3 separate regions of the Mus musculus genome follow, and all the other regions are linked to region 3. A link is a loop called in an ENCODE intact Hi-C map of the cell type or tissue named here. Cell type or tissue: heart. All regions are shown on one strand.

Region 1 (5,000 bases), 170 kb before region 3:
CTAGAAACATGAAGAACATGAAGACTATGGTGGAGGCTCTTCTGGGCTCAGGAGTCAGGGATTGGGTCTGTTCAGTGTGGGTACTAGGATCATATAATTTCTGTCAAATGACAGGTGCAATTTCCCTACGGCACGAGGACACGGCATCAGAAACAAAGCTTCCTAGAGCAACCTTGGTGACCAGCATATTTAAACGTGGGACTCTTACATGATCTCCATCTGGTCAGAAGCTATGTGGATCACACACGCTCTGTGATAACACGGCCCGGGAAGACACTCAATGCTTGATGATTTTAAGAACAGTACTAACTTAGTTACTAGGCATGGGCATCGTTTCAAAGCTCTCTTAGAGACATCTAAAGCTGTTAAGAACATTCAAGCTGTTAAGTAGCGAGTGCAAAGCATGGGTTTCCAGGCTGTTTTACACGAAAACATTACTGTTGCGGTCTCATAGAAGATTAACTGCATCATCAATGTCATCCCTTAAAAGACACAGAGCCACTCTCCATATTGGCGTGCAGGGAACTGGAGAGCATCAGGGGCTGGAGGGGGGCTAGGAGCGCCTGCCCAGGCTTGGTGGCAGTGCAGCCACAGTGACATCCTACACTGAGGTCCAACTCTCTAGCACAGGCCTCTTTGTGGGCACCTGGCCTACTTTGCCAAGAACCGGGGATAACATTACCAGAAATGCTTAATTTGTATCAACTCATGAAATTATGGCTTATTTCTCACTTTTGGACAGGGTCGCATATATCAGTTAAAACCCACTGTGACCAAGGATGGCCTCGAGCTGCCTGCCTGCCCAGCTTTCCCTTCCAAGTGCTGGGATCATCGCTACCCCTGGCTCACATTAGCTTCTGAGGGCTAATCTGAAAGTATAACTTTTGCCATAACCGAGTATTTTATAATTTTAAAACCATCTTCTCATGACTATTAGCTATTCGGTCAGTTAATATTCATTATTTAGGCATCTGTCATTTCAAGATATATCTTAAGCTCAAACAACAACAAAACAAATGACTGGACTCCTGTGAATTACACTTGGTGCTTCTGACTTCACACACACACAACACACACACACACACACACACACACACATTCTATACCACGTTCTAACTCCTTAAAGTTGTGGGTTTAAAAGATTTATTTGTGTGTGTGTATGTGCGTGCGTGTGTGTGTGTGTGTGTGTGTGTGTCTGCATGTGTCTGAGTACTGCCCATGGAGGCCAGAAGAGAGTGTCAGATCTCTCAGAACCCAAGTTACAGATGGCTGTGAGCTGCCATCTTGGTGTTGGGACCCAAACCCAGGTCCTCTGCAAGAGCAAAAATGCTTGTCACAGCTGAGCCATCTCGCCAGCCCCTGTAGTTGTATTAATTAGTTCATGATCTTGATATAAATCCTTTTACAGGCTGTATAATACAGAGGAACATGTCGCAAGTACGGATCAATTCAGCCCGTAGGTTACATATCCCTTAAAAATTACCAGATGCTTGTATAGTTCAGCAAAGTGGAAAATCTAAGATACATGCCAAGTAATTAATTAAGCCATGTTACCAAAAGTGTATCAACCCTCTAAAAATCATGACTACAAAATTATGAAATAGCATTCCTTAGCTAAGACGCTGGCATGTTTGCTAAGCGTCCATGTCTCAGCTTCTCAGCAGAGAGCACACTATTTATTATTAAAACCCTGAGACTGAAAAGGCCCAGGTGGATCGCACTCCTCCGTAGGTCTGGATTTGCAGGTGGATCCCAGGAATCCCTGCAGTGACAGGATCATCTCAGTAACAGGATCATCTCAGTAGCAGCCCCACCCCTGAGAGTGCAGCTCCCAGTAGATCATGGCCCCAGCCACATGCCATATGTCACTCTCCCTAGTCACTCTTTAGAATAGTTCTCTTCTTCTCTGCCAATGTGTCCATCATGAGACGAGCCAGTTGGTTGGGACACTGAAACGTGCAAAGTGCTGTTTAGATGGTGTTAGGAGCATCCTGGCTGCCGGCTGCCCCTTTACTGCAAGATGAACCAACTAGAGCTGACTGCCTTGTCTGGAAAACCCGAAGGTCACAGGAAGGGAAGGGGATCAGGAAAAACGACGCTTTGCTCGGTAGGGGGCGCTCTTTCCTTAAAAATGTAATTTAGACGATTATTAATAGCAAAGGTAGCCTGCCCACAAATCACTTCGAACAGAAGCAGCACTCACTCTGACATCCTGCCCCAAATATAGCTGGAGTCAAGGTCTTCCTAAGTATGCCTTCCTCACCTCAGGGGCACCCTGAAGCCGTCCTAAGTGCCAGTGTCTTTTCACTTTTGATGACTCAGCAGGATCACACTTCTATGGCTTTACGCTGGCAGGGCTTGACTCATGACTGTCGGGTGCGTGCTTCTAAACCTCCCGTCGGAACCACTTTCCAGTTTTAACAACAACCGTGTACTGGGCGAGAGTGTGACAGAAACTATTATTCCCACTAAACCAACAGCGACTCCTTCGTGAGCACGCGGGTCAGCCAATGCTCTCTGTCAGGAACAGCAATCTCACTTAACTCTCAGTCAGGCTGATAACGGACGACACAGTTCTAAGCCTCAAGACTTTCAAACTGAAACATGAAAACCACTTGGCAGTGTTCTGATAGAACCTGAGTTTTCCTAGCACGAGGGAAGGGAGAACAAAAGCTAACCCTACCATGCTCTCCCGAGGTGTGTCCCCCCAGGACTGGTGCCCGTGCTCCCTTCATGCAGTGCTCCCTGGGGCACGGCGGACTTTTTTTTTTAATTGGAATTATTCCTTTGAAGGGAGAGTGTTTTGCCTGCATGTCCATAGGCGCATCCGGAGTGTGCTTAAGTACCGGAGGAGGTCAGAAGAGGGTACTGGAGTTACAGTTAACTGGGACCGGAGTGAATCAACAGTGCTCTTAACTGATGAGCGGCCCATCTAGACCCCCTCAGCCCCACCCCTTTTATCAGCCTATGGGCTCACATTTCCAAGGCCCTATGGTCAGTCACCCCATACTGCCCTAGACACTAACTGAGCTCCCCTCAGGCTACAGCCCCTGTAACAGTGCAGAGAACCTTCCTCCAGCCTCCTCAGCACACAGCTCCTCACTCGTCTGTCTGTCCCTACCACCAGACTGGGAATGAAGACAGAAGTGGGTTTCAAGTCTACTATCACTGTCTTACTAGAAAGGTTGGCACAAGGGATGGACTAGGCAAGTACATGCTGAGTAGGGTGGACTGTCCTCCTCGGACTGGGTCTACCTGAGGGCAAGATTTGTCTTACTCAGCTTTCAGTTTACAAGCAGTGCTAACGGATGCCCCTGGTATTTGCAGATGCTTGTGAAGGAAAAAAAAATGCCCTTCCTTCCTGTAGGAGCCTCCGAACCAAAAAGATCCTTCTCTGGTAGAAACATCTGCTGTGCCCTGAGGGGCGCTGCATGGAGAAGGGAGGTCAGATGCTAGGCAAGAGGTTTAAAGAGACAGAATTTGGCCCCAGGAAAACACCAAGGCAGGATTAGCAAGAAACCACCCTGAGTCCAGATCATTTGTCCTTAGTCAGGGGGCTTTCCCATTGCTTGAAACTTGCCCATGTGATCTAGTTAATTTGATTTTCCTGAAGTTAGTGACAAAACACAGCCCCGAGGAAGATCCAAGAGTCTGTGTCGGGGAGGCGGACAGCTGTGCCGTCTCAGCCAAGCAACCTGGGAGGCAGTGGAGAACTAAGGCAGTCAGGGGGGTGGTGTCCAGGGATGGCAAGTGCAGGAACTGCGAACCCAGACACAGGGTAAGATAGAGCTGGCAGGAAGCAAGCAATGCTGTCTGCACATAGTAACTGTATGGGTGGTGGGCTTTCTTATGACATTTCATACATGTGTGTAATATACTCTGATGTCCACCACTACCCTCCCGATACCTCATCCCACTGGCCCCCTTCCTATCAAATAGTCCTCTTTCTACTTTGGGGCCCGTGTGTGTATGTCACTCACACACACACACACACACACACACACACACACACACACACAATTCCACAGAAGAGAGAAAATATGCCGTATTTATCTGAGTCCTGCTTACTTTAACATCTGTGCATTTTCCTGCAGACAGCATGGCTCCGTTTTTCTGTGTCCGAATAGAATTGCCTTGCGTATGCTGACAGCACGCTTTCTTTACCTCGTCATCCACGGATGGGCGCCTAAACTGGCTGTCTACCTTGCAGAGAGTGTAGATAACTCTGCTGTATTCTGACTTAAGACTCTTTAGGAATCTGCTGGGGGTGGGACAGCTGGATCACACAGGAATTCTGCTTGTGTTTGTCTAAGGAACCTCCACGCTGGCTTCCACAGTGGTTAAACTAGTTAACATTCCTACCGGCAGGCCACAGCCCCCAACTCAGCTGCAGGTGCTGGTTTCCCAGAGGCAGGAATCTCAAAACAGCCTTTCCTTTTGGGTTTTTAAGACAGTGTCGTCTTACGTAGCTAAGGCTGGTCTTGAACTCACTATGTAAGTGAGGATGACCTAACCTTCCTCCTCCTATACTCCCCTCTGCTGGGGTCACACCCATACACTACCATACCCAGCTCCGTGGAGTTTTGGTTTGCACTTCTCCAATGGTTATGGATACTGACATTTTTCCATGTTCAGCATGTTCACCTGCTGGTCATTTGTATTTCTTTTGAGAGCCGCCTACTCATTTGTGTAACTATTGACCGGGTTATTTTTATGAGTCTTAGTTCTTTATATATACTAGGTATTCACTCTGTCAATGAGCAGCGGGGGAAACATGTTGTGGGAGCTTTTCTAATTCTTGTAGTTATCTTCTGAGCCACTGCAGACCATTCAGGAAGTCTTGTCTACGTTATATCTTAAAGCAATTAGGTCCACGTTAAGGCCTCTGATTCACTCTGGAGTGGTTTGGTACAAGGTGAAAGGCCTAGTTTCAGTCTGAGTGTGGATATACGGTTTTCCAGCACCATTCTGGAAAAGCCTCTGTAAATTAAGAGAAAACA
Region 2 (5,000 bases), 240 kb after region 3:
TAGAAGCAATATTATCTGGGCTTTCATAAATGGATACCTCCGAGCTTTCCCACACCTGTGCCATCTGGCTATACCCATATCCCTGCCTATAAAAACACGTGTTTATCCTTGAGTATACCTGGGGCCAAAGGGGAGGGTGAGAGAGTGGGAGAACAGCACATTTATATACCCAGCAGGTTTTAGTAATACCCGAAAAGCATCAATGAATCTTCCTAAATTAGCCTAGGCAGCACCGTTGAGATTTCTGAGGCTGTAGGAAAACCTGCCCATGGTTAGTCAGGACAGGCAAGCTTCATTCACATGAGCGATACACAGGAGAGGATGCGAATCATTTGAAAACATGCATTCCTTCTGCAGCTTGGCCCTTTCCAGTTCATAGCTCTTTGTTTACCTGTGTTCTCATGTGTCCTTTAGTGTTAGGATTACCGTAGCCACCAAGACCTAATCTCAGGGAGACTACCACCCCATAGTCCAAGAATTCTTTTACTCTGCTAAAAAAAAAAAAAACAAAAAACCCGCAACTGACTGGGTCTGCTCTGCTCTGTGTAACCTGTGTTCAAGGGCTGTGTACTAGAAAGGCCCCATTCATAGCCTTTCATAATTGCTGGTGACCAGATGACCTCCGTCCATGGAAAATGAGAATAATTTGAGAACAGCTTTGTGAAATGCACGGGCCCCGACCTCAGCCAGTCTTTATGGGCTGAATTGTCTTCCTCGGATTCCCATGTTAAGGCCGTAATCCCTGGTGAGAAGGCTGTGGAGAGCTTTAAGGAGCAGTGGGTGTTACAGATGTCGGCAGGAATGTGGTTCTAATCCAGAAGCTCTGGAGAAAGGGAAGAGGAGAAAAGTGAGGAGAAGGACGAGGAGAGAGAAGAAAAGATCAGACTCTGCAGGCATATACCGAGAAAAGGCCATGAGGCATCGAACTGGTGCCAATCCATGAAGAGAAGTGTCAGAAAAAACTGACCTTGGCCTCCGGACTCCAGAACAGTGAAAACCTACTTTCTGTTGTGTTAGTTGACCGTGGTCCCAAACAGTCTCACAGGAAGATCCAGCTTAAGCTGGATCACTTCCAAAGTGTGGTCTTGAATGCCCAAGTAGGGGTGTATGTGTGTGTGTGTATATACAAGCACATGTATGCATGATACACATGTCTGTGAAGCACACATTGAGGGAAGAGATTATATTCTGCTCTAAAGCACACTCCTACATTTATTGCTCATTCATAGACAGTAGGTTTTCAGTAGCTTGATGGCCTTGGTTTAGTCAGTTGTGAAAGGACAGGTTCCGGCCCAAGACAAAGTTCTCAGCGCGAAGAAGCTGTATTTACTGAAAAGGAACAAAGGTCAGAGAATCAGAGACAAAGACAGGAGATAGAGGATGAGAGAGAAGGGGAAAGGACCAAGGGGGTGGGGGAGGGATATTTGTCCCCAAAGGACAAAGGACTTTCTCTGGATAGAGAGGAGACAGATCTGGCCCGTAGGCATATGGCGGCATAGGATGATGTGTTTAATTTTGATTGGACATGTTAATCACAGCAACCAAAAAGAGGCTTTTGAATGCCAGACTTCAGTACTATGCTAGCTGGACATTGGTAGTCAGCCTCAGGAGGAGACAGTGCCCAAATGAGGAAAGTGACTTTGGTGGCTAGCTTTAGGAATGTAATCTAAGAGATTTTAGCAAGGAAAAGGAGATGGGGAGGGGGAAGTGCAAGGCCACGTTTGTGATGCGTGGGTCCGCTAGAGCCCCTTTAGGCTCAAAAGATGAACAGAGCAGATTCTTGAATATAACGTTTCCTGGCCCAGAGTCTGGTGATGCCTGCAGCCTTTATAGGAAGATTCTCCATGATTTTGGGTAACTTGGGCTAAAACGTAAGACATACTATGAATTGCTCTCACATAAAGGGTAACGACAGAATCATTCATTTGGTTGAAACAGACGTGATTAGTGCTTGGAGCAGTTGGAAGGGGAACTCTTTCCTGTTTCTCTTTTATTTTAAAATATATTATACGCTGTTCATTTACTGGGAACTAATCTTCTAGCATATTTAAAGACTCCCTAACCACTGGAGGAGGGTACTACGCTGCCTTCTAACCTCAAGACACTGAACACATTCTTCTAACTCTGTGTATCAGGTTCCCAATCTGTAAAATGGGCCTGGTCATGGTACTCAAGTCTGAGATTGCTGTGGTGGTTAAATCAAACATTACACCCAAAATCCATAAATCAATGTCAGGCAGAGATTAGAAGCTTAATCGTTGACAGGTATGTGGGCACTGTATCAATACTGTTATTTTAGTGGTCATTTTATGGATCTAAACGCTAAATTTAAACTTACTCAAAGACATTGCCTAAAGTCACTCGGCTCACCAGTGTTACATTCAGGATTCAACTCCAGATCCATCCACCTGACACCAAAAGTCTAAGATTAGAATCATCCAACAGGTCCTCCGCTTTTCCAGCCAAAGAGATCCGACCCGCACACTCCTACAAACAGCTGGAAAGCATTCAGCGAGAAGAATTCTTAAGTTACTCTAAGGAGACTTGTTCCTTCCAGGCTGACATCTCTGCCCGACCTGAGCCATCAAACCCTTTCTTTGCCTTTCGCAGAGGCTCCTTTTTCTTCCTCCGTACTGATTCTGGGAAGGAAGAGCCGGCAACGAGATGAAAAGGGCAAATAAACACGTCCTGTGAGGATCCTATGAAAGGGGATTTTTGTTTTCCACTAGATACTGATAAAAAGATCAGACAGTCGTTTTGATGTTCCTCTCCCATAGTTAGGACTAGATTAAAGTGCGTGCATGACTCATGGAAATGACCCAGGCAGGAAAAAGGAGTCGCCTTGCTTTTTTGGATCTCTGGCCACGGTTTTTCCCCCGTGGGACCAAAACCAGCAGGGGTGGGCGGGTCCTGCGCCACCTGCTGTCAGCGGGCTGCGGAAACAAAGCTGGCTTAGGAATTTTCAGAACTTGGGGGAGTCTGGGAGAATGAGATTCGTTGGCCCCTCCTAGGGCTGCCATGTACCCCTTCTAAAAGAATTTTCTGCAATCAGTTTGTAAGCTTCTCGTCTACATTTTATCAGTTTTAACTTCCAAGTCTACCTTCACAGCAGGCTAGTCAATCCAGAAGGATGGACACACGCTTCAAAGATGCCCGCTATGATCCTGCCTCCTAGTTCAAGCCAGCTAGCAGGTTTGGGTTTGTATGTCCAACAGCTAAATCTCTGTTCCTTTATTGTTGTTACTGCTCTGTTGGAATCTGTCTAGTTTGTTTGGTTTTGTTGCTGTTTATTCAAAGACTGAAGGGTGGGGGGATCATCAGATTTCTCAGTCTGTGTTGCCCTGAGCCTCTGCCTGCAGAGACTTCCCCTCAGTCAGGAGTCATTCATTGGATGGCCTGAAAAGCCCAGGCTTGAACTCTGCTTACTCCCAGTGGATCTATTTCTGAATGTCCTTTCCTTGTTCACTCTGTTTTTCCCACTGTGGATTTGACATCTTGGAGGATCAGGTCGATCTGGAGTGCACCAGGCTGCCAGGCCAACTGGAGACCGTGCATAAGCTCAGGGGGCAGCCCCGACTCGGTTTGGACCATTTGAAGCCAGAAGCAGAAAATATCTGAGAATTCTGGATCTTTGAGAATCTTTGAGAGAAACCAAAAATAGTAGATCTCCTTCTTTGGTAGCGAAATGATTCGGTATTCAAAAGTTTGGACTAATTTGAATTTTCAAAGCAGTCAGTATAGACCTAAAGGAAACCCACGTGGGGTAGCATGCAGCTTGCCTGCTGCTAACGTGACCTTTCGGGTAAATTATACATCAGAGCCTAGTTCTTCCTACTTATTTCCTCTTCTCGTTGAACAGACAGCTGGATGCTATTTCTCAGGCTAACTTGCAGTTAGACTACAGAGAGAAGCCATAGACTCCATAGCCAGGCTCCTCCTCCATTTCCCCCACATACCTCTTCTCTGCCAGCCCAGGGATCAGACGCTGTAAGGATTTGGAGGAGAATCCCCCCCAGCTCACACCCACAGAGCCTCCAATTGTGCTCCAGTGAGAGACAGAAATCCTCTGGGATTTGGGGACCATTTATTTACAGCTATTAGCTGAACTGGATTCATGTAACATGTTGGGAACTTCCTTCTCCTTGTATATAAATAATGCTTTTAAGTCCATTTGATCTTTTAGTAGCGAAACTTCAAAAATAAGGAAAAAGCATGTTTTCCTCAGGCTGATAAGGTTAAGGAGGAGATAATGGTGATCTCTTCATATCCAAATTGTTTTCAATAAGCAATTTTACTGCTAAAGAAGACAGTTGTTGCATGGTATAAAAGCACTCTGGCCACCAAGACAGGACAAGTTAAAGATGTCTGGGCACGAGTCACACATTTGGCTGCGTCTCCAACAGCAGTCTTTCCTGTTGGGGTTTGACCCAAAGTCCTCTCACTTCTTCGTAGCTCGAATGCCCGGGTGCGGAGTAGAAGTTATACTGCTCCCTTGACCTCTTCTGAAATCTGTCTCTCTAACTTCTAGGTTCTTTAAAACTCCCTTCTACAGCATTTATTCCCACAGTGGAACACGGCGTTAGAACATTTTAAACATTCCATCTAAAATAATTTTCCCTCTTGGAAATGTGAATAATTTCTAAATGAGTAAGATGCATGGAGAGTGGATCCAGAGAAAACTGCAGAATGCAGTCTTCTGACCCCATGGCTTATAGTCAGAGGGTGGAACCCTGTTCTAGACAGCAGGCAAGTCCACTAGAAGGTAGGAAAATTACTGAAAATAGTAAGATGGCTTTTTTACGAATGTCGTTTTTCACTTGACTTAATATGCTAGCTGCAACATGCATACCTAAAATTTACTGGTAGAATCGGAAGATAAAGTGAAACTTGGTAGCCACTCAATTTGTAATTTCACTGGGTACCAAATAAGTTCCAAAGAGAGTAAGTAGCATAGAGCGCGCTATTGGTTATTTTTCTTGCTGTTGGGTTAAAATACCAGA
Region 3 (5,000 bases):
TGGAGTCCCTGTTGAATGGAGGCTGATGAGTACTGAATGTTGAATGATAGCACCTCTTCCTTGCTCCACAGGTTTTCTAGATGACCACTCCCTTTGAAATGCCTAGAAGAGGGTTCACATATCAGTGATATAGGCACCACAAAAGCAAGGCATGCAAAGTCCTGGCAAATCCTGTGTTTGGGTCTTGTCCTTTCTTGTTCAGAGTTTAGCGCCTCTGTCTGGGTGTCACTGGGGTGATTTGCATCTTGTTGTTGCTAAAGATCTCAGCCGTGGGTGTTTTGCAGTTTAGGCTCACTTCTGTTGGAGGAAGAAGAAATGGTACAATACAAACCGAGCAAGCTTGCTACAAAAGATGTTAATCCTTTGTTAATGAGGAATGATTTAGGACAACAACAAGTTAAGTCAGTGTCTCCAGGCAAGGTTTGCGATTGTGTTATCTGAGAAACAGAATGCAGAGATCTACTGAAGCAGATATACCATGCAATTTGGCTCTAGAGATTCTGGAAGCTACAGAGTTCCATGGACTACCACACTTAAGCTAGAGAAACAGGACAGCTCGTGGTGTAGTGTCAGTCCAAACCAGAGGAAGGACAGAAGGAAGGAGACAGCAGGTAGGACAGCTCCAACAGAGGAAGTGAATTCTTTCCTTTTTTGCTCTAACTAGCCATCAAGGGCCGTATATACCTATCTACATGCTACGCTTGATAATGTTAGCCTGCAGAGGTGAGAGCATCTTCTCTAGTCCATCTCATAAAACACTTGCCTTCTCTAGACATAGTGAGAAACAACCTTTTGTCAACTCTCTGGGCATCCCTTAACCGAGTCAAGTTCACACATAACAATTCAGTTCAAGCTGAGAAACCATGAGAGTGTCCAGTGAGGAGAATCAGTTCCTAACTTGTTAGCATGGTGAATATGGGGTTTTAAAGCTCAGGGCGTAGTGCCTGAAGAAAAGCCTGCCCTGCTGAGGAGGGGAAGAAGGCTGACGAGCAGCAGGTCGTTGTGAACATAAAGTTTCTGTCCAGTCTGATTGAGTGGGATTAACTCCGCATCTGGGACCTTGCAATCTCCTGTTGCTCTCATTTCCCTACCTCTTTGCTTTACTTCCTCACAGCCTCCTGGAACCCTGAGGAATTTATTAATGAGGTCCAATTATGAGAAACGTCAGGGTTTTAATCAACTTTGGATGTATGGCTGACGGGTCCCGCTCAGCCCCCTCTGAGAGAATGCACATTAAACAGGATTTGCTATGAATTACAGAGTTGATTTCCCTGCTGTTCGGCAATTTCAGTCCTATAGGCCCTTCCCCACCATCCATAGCACCCCCTCTCCCCCTCCTACCTCCTCTTCCTCCCCCACCCCCACTGTCACACAACAGCAGATTTCAGCTGACCCCCCTGTCCCCATTTTGAAACTACAGGATAAGCAGAAAGCTGCAGACTAGCAGCACTGGCTGGCTTCTGTCTCAGACCTCCCGTTCTTCACTTGTGGCTTTCAGCTAGGTGCTATGGAGAGACTTTTCCTGGCCATTTCCACCCTGCTCTCTGGGGTAAATAGCCTGTTTCCTCTTCCGGGCTATTTTTGAAGACAGATTAGAGACTTGACAAAAACACTTGGAATAACTCTTTAAGCAGGTTTTCCAGACACCAGCGGAAAGAAACAAAGACTTGGGTGAGAGAATAAGAGAATAATACTGTTCTGTTTACCATTCCTGATGCTTCAAACCTCACAGAACAAACTGTGGGTCCTTTCCGACCGACCATGGAAAAGGCAAGTTTCCAGGGCGTGGTCTCCTGTGCCTCCCTTTGCTCTGGGAGTTCCAGCCTCCCTTCTGCTGCTATGGGAATGCCACACGTGGTATTCTTTTGGTCATTTCCTCTCCTGGGAGAAGAAGGCCCGGCTCCACCCTGTGTGGTTTCACAAAACGATGCTAGGCTCCTGGGAGCCTGTGGCAGTGAACTGCTAACATCCTCCTAACTCCTGCAGGGGTAAAGAGCCTCTGCTCAGCTGATTAAACATTCTTCAAGGGAAGACTTTTAAAGGGACCATTGCACAGTGTGGCTAGGTTTTCCATAACCAAGCATTCTGTTTTTACACGGTGGGAGGTGCAGTTTTTGCTTTGTATTTAAATGAAATGAAGTAGGTTAGAAGATTGGCTTACAGAGGTGGGAATTTCAGCTGCTAAATAGTGCATTGATTAAAACTAAAAAAAAAAAAACGAGCAAAAATTATGTTAGGCACAAAGGCAACAAACCTCGAAATGTCACCAATTCCTCCTGATTTTCCTGTGTTTTGCTCTTCTCTGCATTTCAGATGATTTATATCTTCCCTGTATGTTTTATGGAAGCACTGTGGCATGGAGCAACATTGTTTATTTCTCCTTAGGGACGTTGCTGTCATGATGGACATTTGATGTTGGCCATGTTGGAAGCTTTCCTGTGTTTGAAACTGACAAATGTTACAAATCAGGGTTTGACCTATTTATTCGTGTATGGCTTGTCTGGAATCTAGATTTAGGAAAATGATGGAGAAAGTGTGGGAAAATCTGAGTTAAAACTTTATGTCTACAGCTGAGCATGGTGTCTCAAGCCTGGAGCGCTAGCACTTGGGATGGTGAGGCAGGAGGATTGCAAATTCCAGACCAGCGTGGGCTGCATAGCAAAAGCTCATCTAATTTATTTTAAAAGTCTGATGACAGGAGACGTTTAGGGGATCAGAAAGGGGATGTTGGTGGCCAAGTGAGGATAGTAGGGGGGTGGGGTGGGATATAATCAAAATGTATTACATGTCTGTGTGACAATAGCAATAAAAGAGGTGTTCCTGGTAACTAGCTTTAATTTGTGCATTTACAGTTGAGTCGCAGCCAAAACTGAGAAAATATCAATTCTGTTCTTGAAAGCTCTTGATTTTTTTCAAGGAAGTCAGTTGTGTCTCCAGCCTGTGCTGATTCGTGTTCTTCTTACCTAGAGAAAATGAGCACCTCAGAGTCCCATCAGAACTCTCCCCGGTGAGCTGGTTGTTAGACAGCTCCCAGACCTCCACCGAAGGGAAAAATGGCCTTTGATGTCATGGGGGAATGTCTTATCTCTTTTTTCTGGTTGTTTCTCTGTAATAGGCTTATGTTCTTAAGTCCTGATAGTCCAAGAGGCTGAAGCCACATGTATTAGGAACTTCAAAGGTCGTGCTGCCCAGTCTCCCTTCACCAGATGGCCTGGAAGAAGGTGCTTTCTCTATTTAGTCCCAGCTGGAAGATGCTATGAAGGACGCTGGTGTGACTTGTGTGACGTGGCCAGGAGAGCAGATTTCTCCCCTAGGCTCAATGACAGCACATAGTAGCTGTGTACACCAGCTATGTGAGTCTTGTTAAGACCATGTCTGCGGGGGGATGGGAGTGGGCCCATGCTGCTAAAAGGAAGAGGTGCTTTGGTAGATGAAGTGAGAGTCTTTTGGCCAAGTGAGTTTAGGCTCATCATTTTATTGTTTGAGTTTCAGTGAACAGAGAAATATTGTAGTCCATCTCATTGGGTTCTTGATTAAGTCAAATAAGGCGCAGGTTTACCTTAGTTGGGGGTTACCATTGTTGTCGTAAAACACCATTACCAAAAGGCAAAGGATAATATATATATTTCAGCTTCCGTTCCCATGATCATCACTGAGATAAGTCAGGGCAGGAACTCAAACAAGCCAGGAACTTAGAAGCAGGAGCTGATGCAGAGGCCATGGGGGGATGCTGCTTACTGGCTTGCTCCTCATGGCTTATTCAGCCTGTTCAAAGGACAAGCTGGTGGGGGACATAGTCTCTCTTCTAAAATGTCTCTGGCTTGTGTCACGTTTACATACACCAGCCAGCACAACGTAGTATTTCACATACAGAAATTCTCCGATTTATTGCTATTATAGCGTTAAGTTCAGGTGACATTTCCTAGACCACAAGTTTTGATAGGGCAAGCGTCTTCCCAATGTTTACACCAGTTTTAGCATCCCATGCAGTTTTTTTTTTTTTAACATAATGGGCAAAATCCCCATTTAACCATTAACATGTTTACTTAAGAGCTCCTATAAACCAACTATTCTCATTCCCCATTAACACAAGAATGGGAATCACATTCTTGGTCTCACATGTTATCAAGAAATTCTGAATATATATATATCCATCCTTGACTAGCAAGTAAGAATGTGTAACTGGGAAACCCTAATGTTTTCCTGTCTACAAACCAAGCAACGATAGATAGTAAGAGTCCTCTGTGATCTTTGATCTAGGACATGCTTGCAAATTTAGTCACCTGCTGGAAACATTTCCCATTGGTTTATTTTTGAGGAGGTTGTTCTTTTACTGCTTGTAGTTTTACTTAAGGGAAAGGTAGCCATTAGTGATTGGCCATTGTTTTATACGTATGTTCAACAGGGGACTGGAAAAAGCCATGGACTGTAACCCTAGTCTTGGAAGCCAGACCGAACTGTTATCTCCAGTTAGCCCCACCCAGGTTCCTTTAGCCCTGGGTGAGGCAGCTTTGGCCCCGATCCCTGGGGCTTGCTTTGTTTATTTTTGTTTTTAGTCTCTGAAAGAAAATGTACCATTCTCAGTTCCTACACTTATTTTGCATCTTCTCTTGTCATATTAGTGCAGAGTTCCTATACTCAGTGTTCAGAGGTCAGAGGTCCCCTTTTTCTCTTCTTTCTTTCTTTCTTTCTTTCTTTCTTTCTTTCTTTCTTTCTTTCTTTCTTTCTTTCTTTCTCTCTCCCTTCCTTCCTTCCTTCCTTCCTTCCTTCCTTTCTTTCTTTCTTTCTTTCTTTCTTTCTTTCTTTCTTTCTTTCTTTCTTTCTTTCTTTCTTTCTTTCTTCTTTTGGTTTTTCGAGACAGGGTTTCTCTGTATAGCTCTGGCTGTCCTGGAACTCACTTTGTAGACCAGGCTGGCCTCGAACTCAGAAATCCGCCTGCCTCTGTCTCCCCAGTGCTCGGATTAAAGGCGTGCGCCACCACGCCCGGCTGGTCCCCTTTT

What was found. Peaks named below come from ENCODE experiments on the same cell type or tissue, not always from the same donor. Only the 100,000 strongest peaks of a DNase experiment are listed, where the experiment ranks them.
Region 1: it touches region 3 in a loop (2.2-fold over the local background); 3 of 42 quality-filtered maps call a loop at or near these places.
Region 2: a loop joins it to region 3, with 3 times the contacts of the local background. A loop is called at or near these places in 4 of 42 quality-filtered maps.

Annotation. Positions count from the first base shown.
Region 1 is chr13:111,786,221-111,791,220 of GRCm38, forward strand. All of the region lies in intron 1 of Map3k1 (mitogen-activated protein kinase kinase kinase 1), which reads right to left. Among named protein-coding and RNA genes, the nearest start is that of Map3k1, 20 kb to the right of the region's middle. In heart, CTCF peaks have their summits at 2,103 (motif pointing right) and 2,854 (motif pointing right); DNase peaks (open chromatin) are centred at 1,830, 2,171 and 2,980; H3K4me3 peaks cover 1,193 bases; H3K27ac peaks cover 1,726 bases.
Region 2 is chr13:112,194,140-112,199,139 of GRCm38, forward strand. No RefSeq gene overlaps it. Among named protein-coding and RNA genes, the nearest start is that of Gm33849, 10 kb to the left of the region's middle. In heart, a CTCF peak has its summit at 2,926 (motif pointing left); a DNase peak (open chromatin) is centred at 2,922; H3K4me3 peaks cover 625 bases; H3K27ac peaks cover 731 bases.
Region 3 is chr13:111,952,846-111,957,845 of GRCm38, forward strand. No RefSeq gene overlaps it. Among named protein-coding and RNA genes, the nearest start is that of Gm15322, 40 kb to the right of the region's middle. RefSeq lists an enhancer at 55-2,726. In heart, a CTCF peak has its summit at 1,975; DNase peaks (open chromatin) are centred at 1,496, 1,886 and 4,466; H3K4me3 peaks cover 253 bases; H3K27ac peaks cover 1,744 bases.